3 separate regions of the Homo sapiens genome follow, and regions 1 and 3 are each linked to region 2. Evidence: chromatin contacts called from ENCODE Hi-C or POLR2A ChIA-PET data. All regions are on one chromosome and are shown on one strand. Each heading gives the region's core, a stretch centred on a gene start or an enhancer-like site at or near the end of the contact. The rest is flanking DNA. Distances are from core to core; before and after follow the strand shown.

Region 1 (3,205 bases), core at 594-3,093, 410 kb before region 2:
TTTGTTTTCAGTTTATAAGAATAGCAGTAATCAAACACACACACACACACACACACACACAAACCCCAATATCATCTCTTCTTCCATAAAAAAATTTTTGACCCACTGTGGACTTTATAGGCTCCTAAAATGTATTTGAGGATGGTGTAAAAATTACGTTAGGTTCTTTTGAAGATACTCTTTTTTTTTTTTTAAGACGTAGTCTCCCTGTCTCCCAGGCTGGAGTGCAGTGGCGTGATCTCCACTCACTGCAAGCTCCGCCTCCTGGGTTCACACCATTCTCCTGCTTCAGCCTCCCGAGTAGCTGCGACTACAGGCGCCTGCCACCACTCCCGGCTAATTTTTTGTATTTTTAGTAGAGACGGGGTTTCACCATGTTAGCCAGGATGGTCTCGATCTCCTGACCTCGTGATCCACCCACCTCAGCCTCCTAAAGTGCTGGGATTACAGGTGTGAGCCATCGTGCCCGGCCTGAAGATATTATATTGTATTTAAAGGGTAACTGATGATATGACACAATGTATGTATTCCCTGTGCATTTTTACTGTAGCTGCCACTTCATTGTACTGGTGTAGACCTCAATGTGTTACTGAAACAAAAGACCTAAAATTCTTTAATTTTGAATCAGATATAATGGAGATACAACAAAGTATACAGATCTTGTGTTCAGTTCAGTGAGTTTTGACAATCGTATATACCCATGTAACCACCAATTAAAACAAGATGTAGGGCTGGGCGTGGTGGCTCATGCCTGTAATCCTAGCACTTTGGGAGGCCGAGGCAGGCAGAACACTTGAGGTCAGGAGTTCGATTCCAGCCTGGCCAACATGGTGCAAACCCCGTCCCTACTAAAAATACAAAAATTAGCTGGGCATGGTGCCACATGCCTGTAATCCCAGCTGCTTGGGAGTCTGAGGCTGGAGAATCACTTGAACCTGGGAGGCAGAGGTTGCAGTGAGCTGAGATCTCACCACTGTACTGCAGCCTGGGCAACAGAGTGAGACTCCATCTCAAAAAAAAAAAAAAAAACAAAAAACAAGATCTAGATCATTTCCATCCCTCTAGAAACTTTCCTCACATAAGCTCCTAAATATCTTAGTTCCTCATTTTTGTTCTTTTTATTTATCAATGCATAAACAAGAATCACTGGAAAGGGGACAATTTGATAAGCAAGGAACTTTCACAGCTACCTGCAAGAAAACGATTTTCCCCTTGAACTTGACTCAAAATATTGACTGCTTTTCTTGAACAGAATGGTCAGATGTGCGTTCTTTTTTCATATTCATACTCTGTGGTGGACATAACAATGAGGACATAAATATGTGGGGCGTACTATTTGGTGTTAGTGAACACTTACAAAGAAGCCTTCACTGTCTTGTAGGGAAACCCCAGGGTATTCTGCCAGCATATCACGAGACTCTGTGGACCAATGCAGTGATTTGAAAAGGAATACACATCAGGCATTTTTGAGGGGGTCTTGAGTTGGGCTATCAGATCTGTGCTCAAACGTCTGGGGACAAGAGACCTTGTGCTATAGGCTTTTTACTAAGTGAGCGGGAGGAAGCCCCACCAGTTTGAAGGAAGGAGACCTGGTCAGGGGGAGGAAGGGGAGGGGAGGAGGAACAAATGGAGGAAGATGCTTCTTCCAAGGTCACGCCTATCAGAATGTGGAGCCAGGAAATAGAAGGGAGCACCCATGAGGCCCTGAAGGCCAGGAGGCCTCGCGCTGGCCGAGAATCATTTGAGAACACTCGGGAAGCTCAGCTGCCACACCTGAGGCAGGCCCTCATTTATCTGAGCCTCTGTACCCGGAGTGCTAACAACCAGCTCAAATTGGCTGATTTTTCCACATTTGTCAGGGAGCCAGCTGCACTGGCTCAGCTGAGCATCTGCGGAAAGGAAAGAAGAGAACCAGAAAAAAAAAGAAAGCTTTTAAGTCATTATTCTTATTCATTTCCCTATTCTCTGCCCCACCCTCCCAGTCTCCACTGCCATGCCTCTTTCTTCTTCTTCTTCTTTTTTTAAAAATCTTTTTATAACAATCTTTTCCTTTATGCGGCGAGAGCCATTGGCATCCTTCCAGTGACCTGTCTGTAGAGAGACACTCCTCCCTTGTAATTAGGCCTTTGTTATACCACTTCCTGATTTTCTTCTCTTTCTTTCCCTTTTAAAGTTTCTGGCCCTTGACACCCCAATGCCCCAATAGAATATCCACACTTGTTAAAACGAAGGGTCTTCAAAAGGTTGGTAAAGTTGGCTTTCTCAAGGAGGCCTGTGAGTTCATTCAGGCCTGTGGTTACAATGGGCTAGGGCATGGAAGGACCTGAAAGAAGACGTATGTTGAGTTGTCTTCATTCTGGTTTCAATCTCACCTACAGTGCCCTCTCACCATCCTGTTCCCCGCTCTTGGACCACTTGATTTCTGGTCACAGTTTTTGCATTCCGCTATTCCTGGGCTATAATCATGTAGGCTTCAGGGCAGGAGGACAGGATTTCTCCTTCTCAAATCCTCCTACAAGGACAGAAAGATCTGGTACCCAAAGAAGCAGGGAAAGGCAGAGATGGCAACAGGAAGCCAGGCTAATGGGCCTAGACCCCTTTTTCCTGGGGCTCATGAAATGGTAGTCAAAGGAGAAGGGAGGGGTTTTGAATAGGCTTGAGAATGGAGATGTAGGTCTGGTTATTTACACAAACAATTGGTTACGTTACATTCAGTTTCTTTTAAAGAAAATCGGTAGCAGAATATTTACAGTTACAGCTACTACATTTGAGGAGATTCGCCTTGGAAGCCTCTAAGTGTAATCACTGAAGTTTTTGGAATATAAAGAAGAAATTATGAGGGCTTTTCCCATCAGGATTAGTGCCATTCACTTCTGTTCTCTTTGTTTTGAAATCTGTAATGCAAAAATAAATAAATGCCACACAGCTTAGATAACCACTCTTAGTGACCTCTGTTTATCTGAGGTAGCTTTCAGAGATAAACCTGTTTGTCCAGTTCAAACTTGGACAAAACATTGAATTTTTAATATGCCCAGACTCATTTCATGATGAACCCAAAGTTTTACCAAGTTACTTAGTGCATTTATACCAGATGAGGGTAACACATGTTTTTTGCCCCTTTTATAGGTCTTAGAATTTTTAGATAGAGATTATATTTTATTTTCCTTTGAAAATTATGTATCTAGGTAAATATTATAGGGAAAAT
Region 2 (3,181 bases), core at 100-2,599:
AAAAACTATTAACCCCTTGGTTTCTGAAGATTTATGGTTAGATCATTTGGTTCACTTAAGTATATACAGTTTGCCTAAAAAATAAGATAGAGGATATGTCAGAAACTCTGCATGAGGTAGCGACAAGCATTCATTTGCATATTTTTTAGGATAAATAGATAATACAAGTGGATTGTGGATTTGGATTTTGGTGTTATAACAAGTGTGAAACAATGGTAAAACAATCTGATTTCTGTGTCGGAATCTGAGGAATGAATATAGATCTTCCTATTTGCTTAAATGTTATTTGTTCCTGGTGCTACACAGAGGTATAAGAATGCACGTTTATATGAATTTTGCATTGCTGAAGAAGTCAAAGCTGATCTGAGCTAGAATAACCAGGGTAATAATAATGACAAATAATCACCAGGCTTGTAAAGGATAATAGTGCTTACGTGTTCCTATTAGAAAGATGAAATTGCAGCGTTTCATGAAAAAGAAGAAAAAAAATAAAAAGCAAGGAAAAACTGCTGTTTAAACCTTTCTATCATAGAAATAAGGCAGTGGTTCAGAAGTGAAGACTTGTGGTTAAGTTTCAGATCAGTTATTGAAGCCAACCGTTTTACAAACTGCGCCACCCAGAAGTGTGATTTTTTTTCACCACATGAGAAGTATTCTCTTTTTCACAGAATGTTATTTTCATTTTTCGGTTGTTGGAAAGGTTTTTTTTCTCCTTCTTTTTATTTGTTCATCTCACTTCAAATCTTCTGTAGAACAGTGGGTGAAAATAAGTAAATAAATTTGTTTCAGCAAATACTTAAGTGCCTATTGTGTGCTAGGTAATTCAGGTACCACCTTTGTGCTTTTATAATAGGAGCTGAGACACCTTCCTCCCAATCAAGTGTCTTAAGCCATGAATCAGCATTTAAAAAATGCACTGAGAAGTTGGCAGCCACACTTAGTCAGAGAAGGCTGCTTTATGGCTGTTGGACTTACACATTTGCATTTGCTATAAGCTACATGCCATTTAAAACAAAGGAGATTTCTGTGACATGCCAAACAATGCAATGAAATGTTAATGTAACTGGATAAAGTCAAACCCTATACTTATGGATGAACATGATTTGCTTCCACATAAGCCATAAGTTAGCTCTAAAATCCTGCCTGAAACAGTGGTTCTGAAACTGTAGAGTAGAACCCATACTCCAGAGAGTCTTAAGAAGGCGGATCCCTGGGTCTCACACAGAGTTTGATTCTGTCAGTCTGGGGTGAGGCCCACGAAGGCATGTATTTACACAGCATCTCAGATGTTTCTGATGCAACTGGTCCTTAGGCCTCACTTTGTGAAGCTCTCTGTTCTAGCCTGTCAGAGCCAGGTGGACCGCAGAGTCCTCCAGTCCTCTAGTGGTTCCCAAATGTCATTGATCTTCACAGTCATCTGGGAAGCATTTAAAAAATAAATGCCTTTCTCCAGCAACACCTGCACAGATCCTGCTTCCAAAAGCCTAGGAGGGGAGGCCAAGGAATCTTCTTTTGTAAAAGATCCTCTTGTGAGGATAAGACAGGTTTGGGAACCACTGCTCGGGGCTAACCCTTTCCTCTTACTCACGAGGAAAGGGAATCTCAGAAAGGTAAATTATATTAAGGTAACCATTCACTTCTCTTTAGTTCACTCCCTTCAGCATGGAAGAGGTGCCAGATGTGAGCAATTTCTGGCATTGTTATTAACACACTTGAAATATTTTTCTGTTAACTTTGGCCTTGCTATCAACCAGCATGCAGAAGCAAGTGGGCAGACTGTTCCCTCAAATCTCTTACCCCAAGTGGCCCAAACAGGAGAGAACCCTGAGGCTGTTTTGGTGCTGGAGGCTGCTGTGAGACTTTTCAAATACTGTACTCCTTTTCGTCATAAAGCCTTGTCCAGAAGCCCCAGCCTCTGCATGTGACATAGACACAATGTATTTTAGCCTTCACTGTGTGCCTGGGCTGGGTCTTGCCAATACTGTGACCACTTAGCAGGAGCAGGCTAAGAGTCTTACTGCAGAAGTCAAGGCCAACTCAGTGGAAACAGTGATGTCTTTTCAAGGTTGCTTTATTCAGCGACAAAGTAAAGGTTTCAGTGCCCTGGAAGCTGATCAGTGCTTCCTGTTTAGCACATGGCCTTTCTCAGGCACTGAGCATCTGGTGTGTATCTGCCAGTGTCCAGGCTCTGGAGGTGACATCCAAACAGGGGAGACCAAATGCTGCCTTCGTGCAGCTTAGATTCTAGTCTGGTGGGATAGATGAAAGTAGACTTCCTCTGGCTGGTGTGGAGAAGGACTACCTGCCTGCTTCCACACTGCGACACCAGCCCCCTTTTTCTTTTGAAAATGCTGGTGTAGTATCTATCTCATTATTGTGGCAGATGTGATGCTGGCGGCCGAGGGGACAGCAGTGATCATGTCAGTCTCTGGTCTCTGTGAGTGTACATTCTGGTGGGAGAGGTAGGTAATACTTAAGTAAACATATCAATGAACTAGATAAATGCAGATAATAACAACAGCTAGGCCAATGTAAAAACAGTATAATGGTTTAGAAATGCTTATGGCCTCATGGGTCAACATCAGGGAACTGAATCAAAAAATTTTCCCAACTGATGGTGAACATTTTGCAATAGACCTCACAGGTCATCTGCTCCCAACCTGGTCTGCGTATTAATCTATCTAAAGAGTTTTTAAAAGATATATAAGCCCAGGCTGTGCTCTTACAGATTTCTGATTTTACTGGTCCCAAGGTGTAGAGCTCAAGTATTGCTACATTTTTAAAGATAACTCAGATAATTCTGGTTGAGAAACCTCTGAAGCCCAACACCCTCACTTTGTACATGAGTCACCCTGTCCGCAGTGTAGCAAAACAATGTTGAGTAGTGGAAACCCCCCTACATAGGGTGGGGGAAGATGAAGATATGGGTTATTGTCCCAGATCTGCGATGCAATAATTGTCAGGTTAAACCTCAGTTGTTCACTTTCCCTGTTTTTAAAGTTAAAGGGTTGGACTTGGTAGTCACCAAGATCTTTTCCATCTCTACCGTTCTATGAAAGTGTTTCTATTAAAACAGAAACATGCTCTAGTTTCTTGTTTGAGACTTGGGAGAGGCAAACAAATGCCTCCTACTTTCCTTATTCCCTGTCTCTACCCTTAATTGCTATAGGTCCTTCTATCA
Region 3 (3,169 bases), core at 338-2,837, 350 kb before region 2:
TGAAGGAAAGTGGAAAAGAGAACTTTAGCAATGTCTTCCTTTCTGCTCCCCCATTTGGCCTCCACTGGGCCAGCATAGGGCAGGTGCCAAGCTTTGGGAAAGGTCTCCCTGCATGAGGCAGGCAGCAGTCTCCTTGTTAGCTAGTCACACGGAAGCAGGAGACTTGTTAATGTAGATCAGGACTGCCTGTTGAGCACAGCAAAACCAAACCTCAAATCTCCTCCTGGCTTACTGCCAAGAGGGCACTGTGACCCACCCCTATTGATGCATATGGTGTGGAGCTGGAGCTGGGGCTATGCTAAGTAGGTGTTTCTTTACCGAACGACTGTCAGCTGCAAGACTCCAATGCGCTTCTCATCACTTTGAGAAATGAGGGAGCCCAGCCTCTCTGGGCCCTTCAAAAGCAGATGTTGCATCTGGTTTGTGGGAGTCTGTGTGCACACACCCAAAGACATTTCATGGCCAACAGAATGGATCGCACCAGTGCCTCTGCTTTTTCCCATATGAAAAGCTTGTGTCTGGGCTGGTTTTTATTACTGATGTGCAGCCACCTCTGGTATGAAATACCACAGCTGTAGATAATTTTAGAACATCCATCTAGATTTTCTAAATTCATTCATTTGTTCATTAGTACAGATGTGTATACCCTGGCATGATGGGAAATTGAAAGGGGAATAAGACATCCTCCCCCACCCCTCTTCCTTTAGGAGTATGCCATCCAGGAGGAGAGAGAAGTCATCCACACAAATGCCTGCGATTCAGAATAATGCGTTCTATGTCAATAGGAAGGTACCAACAAACTGTGATGTGAGAGATCAAGGGGGCTTCACAAGAGAAGAGCTGCGGAAGCTGCTTGGAGGAGGAGGTCGCATTTGATCTGAGCCTGGAAGCGTAGGCAAAATTTCCAGAGGCAAGGAGAGGGCATCTCAAGAAAAGGGCACTGCAAGGGCACAGGGAATGGGAAATGCACAGTACATTTAGGGAGAGTGAGTGGTCCAATTTGCTGAGAACGTAGGCTACAGGGAGAATAATAGAGGAAGCTGAGGCTTAAAAGATAGATTGGGATTTGAATACCAGGCTAAGAAGTCTGGACATGATTCCATAGGCAGTGGGAGCCAGTGGAGAATTTGGGTTGGAAGATTAGTATGATCATCATGGCACTAGAGGACAATTGGGCTGATGATGAAATTGGGATGGGTAATACTTGAGGCCCACAGTAGGAGACTTGCTCAGGGTCACAGCCCTGGGAAGCAGCAGAATCAATACTAGAACTAAGCATTCTGTGTCTGCAAGTTCATGACTGTGGGGGGCAACCTGGAAACTCCTGGGTAAGGAAGAGGAGTAAGTTTTTAAGTGAAAGGTTGTCTGACGTAGGAAGCCATCAACACTCTTCAGGGATTGAGGGGGCAAGAGAGAGCCAGGCCACTGAGAGAATTCAGCTGCTTTTCTGTTCCACACTCCTTGGTTCCTTATCAGAAAGAGCATTCATCCCTTTGCAGACAAACACCAGAGGTCCTCAGTGTCACATGCCAGCCAAGCTCAGAGCATCTCAACAATGCCAGGGAGTCTTGGCATGGGGCTGGGCCATGGGCTTGGTTCTGACTCAGAGAAGTCGGAACCACCTACTGAGTCATTTGCAGGAGCTGTGGTTTCCTGGGAGGTTTCCCAACCAGTTACCCACCCCGCCAAATCGCTGGTAGCTTGCAAGATCTGAAGGAGCCGCAATTCACAGTGCCAGGGCTTCAGGCAAACTCAAGCTGCATATCTCGAGCTGTTGCACAGAAATTATTTCCTTGCACTACATGGAGAAACTTGGCCCTTGGTAGTAACACGTAAACAAATGAAACTTTTTAACATACCTGTTACTTATTTGATCTTAGGGAGATCTCAGTTTCCTTACCTATGAATGAGCTACTATGAGTAAGCAGCTGTGATATCTGAAGGAATTAATGGTTTTTAATGGTTTCTCTTTAGGACGGTCCAGAATGACCCAGCCCTAATCGTGGCTGAGTTTACAAGACACTGCCTTGGAATCTGGTCCAAGGCAGCTGCTCATGGCATCTCCATTTCTTCTTTGAGAAGCTTTACTGCTTCTCAAGCAACCCCACCTTCTCAGGTCCCTCAGATTTTCCCCTCATTAGTAATCTTGGACATTTCAAATACCATGAATTCTTTCTACTCCAAAGGATTGGTTTTCAAGGTGAATTCAAAGACATTGATACTGCTTGTTATTCCAAATAGAAGTTGCCCATCTCCCTCCAGTATAGGATCTTCATTTAAAAAAAAAAACTCTTGATTCAATATTTTTCTAGATATTGCTTTGAGAATTCAGGATTAGAATTGGTACCATAATCAATTCTAGACCCTAATTTCTGGCATTTCATTATGTTTAGCTGCAGTGCCAAGTTGAGGCAATGGCTTAACATGGCTCCCTGACATGGTGTTAATATTGAAGGAATCAATATTTAGCTGGAGAAATGAATATTTAGCTGGAGAACTCAGCCAACTGTTTTGAGTCTGAGCTATCAGCCTCATAAGGCAGAAGAGCTTAGGGAGAAGGCTGAGGTTTTTGCCAGACCATGTCCCATCTCTTCCTGCCCTTACATTTGCTTATGAGGTCCTCACAGTGGCTGGTGGCCTATAAGGGGGCCCTTCTGTAGAACTCTGTGTGTGCCAGAAGAGGCAGCTTTGGCCCTGTGCAAGACACTCTGGAGCATTAAGTCTTGGCATCAGCCATGCAACTCTTGATACCAGTGCCTGTTTTCTAGAGGCAAAATAAGGACACTTCATGAGAAGAAAGGAGTAATCAAATGTCGGAGACTTGAAAGACTGCAGGAGTCTGGGAGATTGGCAGGGCTTAGCTCTGGAAGCTGAAGCCAGGCCTCTTCTCTCTTCAGCTATTCCTCCTGCAGCTATGAGTTGGGATTCTGCTTCCCCATGGAGCCAGAGGAGTGAGTAAGGAAGAGTGCTTGGGCAGGGAGGGGCTGTTCGTGGGTGGCAGGGCATCCAGTGGAGGCCTGTAGGCTGCCCTTCACTTCTGGGACAGGGGCTTTGTGCCTCTGGGCAGTGAACAGCCTACCTCCCAATGTGCCTCCGTGCCTCCTACTCCTGTAAGCCTGCCTGGCCCCACTTATGGACCTGGAGCCTATCTGCTGCTCTAGGCAGACTC

The links. A loop is a pair of places that touch in the nucleus more often than their neighbours do. ChIA-PET counts read pairs that join two places held with the same protein, here RNA polymerase II (POLR2A). Pooled maps may share reads with other maps.
Region 1: a map with no recorded cell type shows a loop between it and region 2 (8-fold over the local background). The contact joins two enhancer-like sites. A Hi-C loop is called at or near these places in 1 of 37 single-sample maps with no recorded cell type and 2 of 50 pooled maps. POLR2A ChIA-PET finds 5 or more read pairs at or near these places in 2 of 52 experiments (activated CD4-positive, alpha-beta T cell and activated naive CD4-positive, alpha-beta T cell).
Region 3: a loop to region 2 is called in a map of Calu3, with 15 times the contacts of the local background. The contact joins two enhancer-like sites. A Hi-C loop is called at or near these places in 18 of 168 maps with a recorded cell type or tissue (CD4-positive, alpha-beta memory T cell, Calu3, K562 and 12 more), 1 of 37 single-sample maps with no recorded cell type and 14 of 50 pooled maps. POLR2A ChIA-PET finds 5 or more read pairs at or near these places in 8 of 52 experiments (AG04450, CD4-positive, alpha-beta T cell, CD4-positive, alpha-beta memory T cell and 3 more).

What each region holds. Positions count from the first base shown.
Region 1 is chr15:60,993,896-60,997,100 of GRCh38, reverse strand. All of the region lies in intron 1 of RORA (RAR related orphan receptor A), which reads left to right. Among named protein-coding and RNA genes, the nearest start is that of RORA-AS4, 230 kb to the right of the region's middle. Within about 2 kb of position 1,843, at least 2 of the 41 ENCODE cell types and tissues checked have a DNase peak (open chromatin) inside an H3K27ac peak, as active enhancers do.
Region 2 is chr15:60,582,264-60,585,444 of GRCh38, reverse strand. All of the region lies in intron 2 of RORA (RAR related orphan receptor A), which reads left to right. The region is part of intron 3 of RORA-AS1 (RORA antisense RNA 1); the gene reads right to left. Among named protein-coding and RNA genes, the nearest start is that of RORA-AS2, 98 kb to the left of the region's middle. RefSeq lists an enhancer at 357-406. Within about 2 kb of position 1,349, at least 5 of the 41 ENCODE cell types and tissues checked have a DNase peak (open chromatin) inside an H3K27ac peak, as active enhancers do.
Region 3 is chr15:60,931,154-60,934,322 of GRCh38, reverse strand. All of the region lies in intron 1 of RORA (RAR related orphan receptor A), which reads left to right. Among named protein-coding and RNA genes, the nearest start is that of RORA-AS4, 170 kb to the right of the region's middle. RefSeq lists an enhancer at 1,179-2,378. Within about 2 kb of position 1,587, at least 3 of the 41 ENCODE cell types and tissues checked have a DNase peak (open chromatin) inside an H3K27ac peak, as active enhancers do.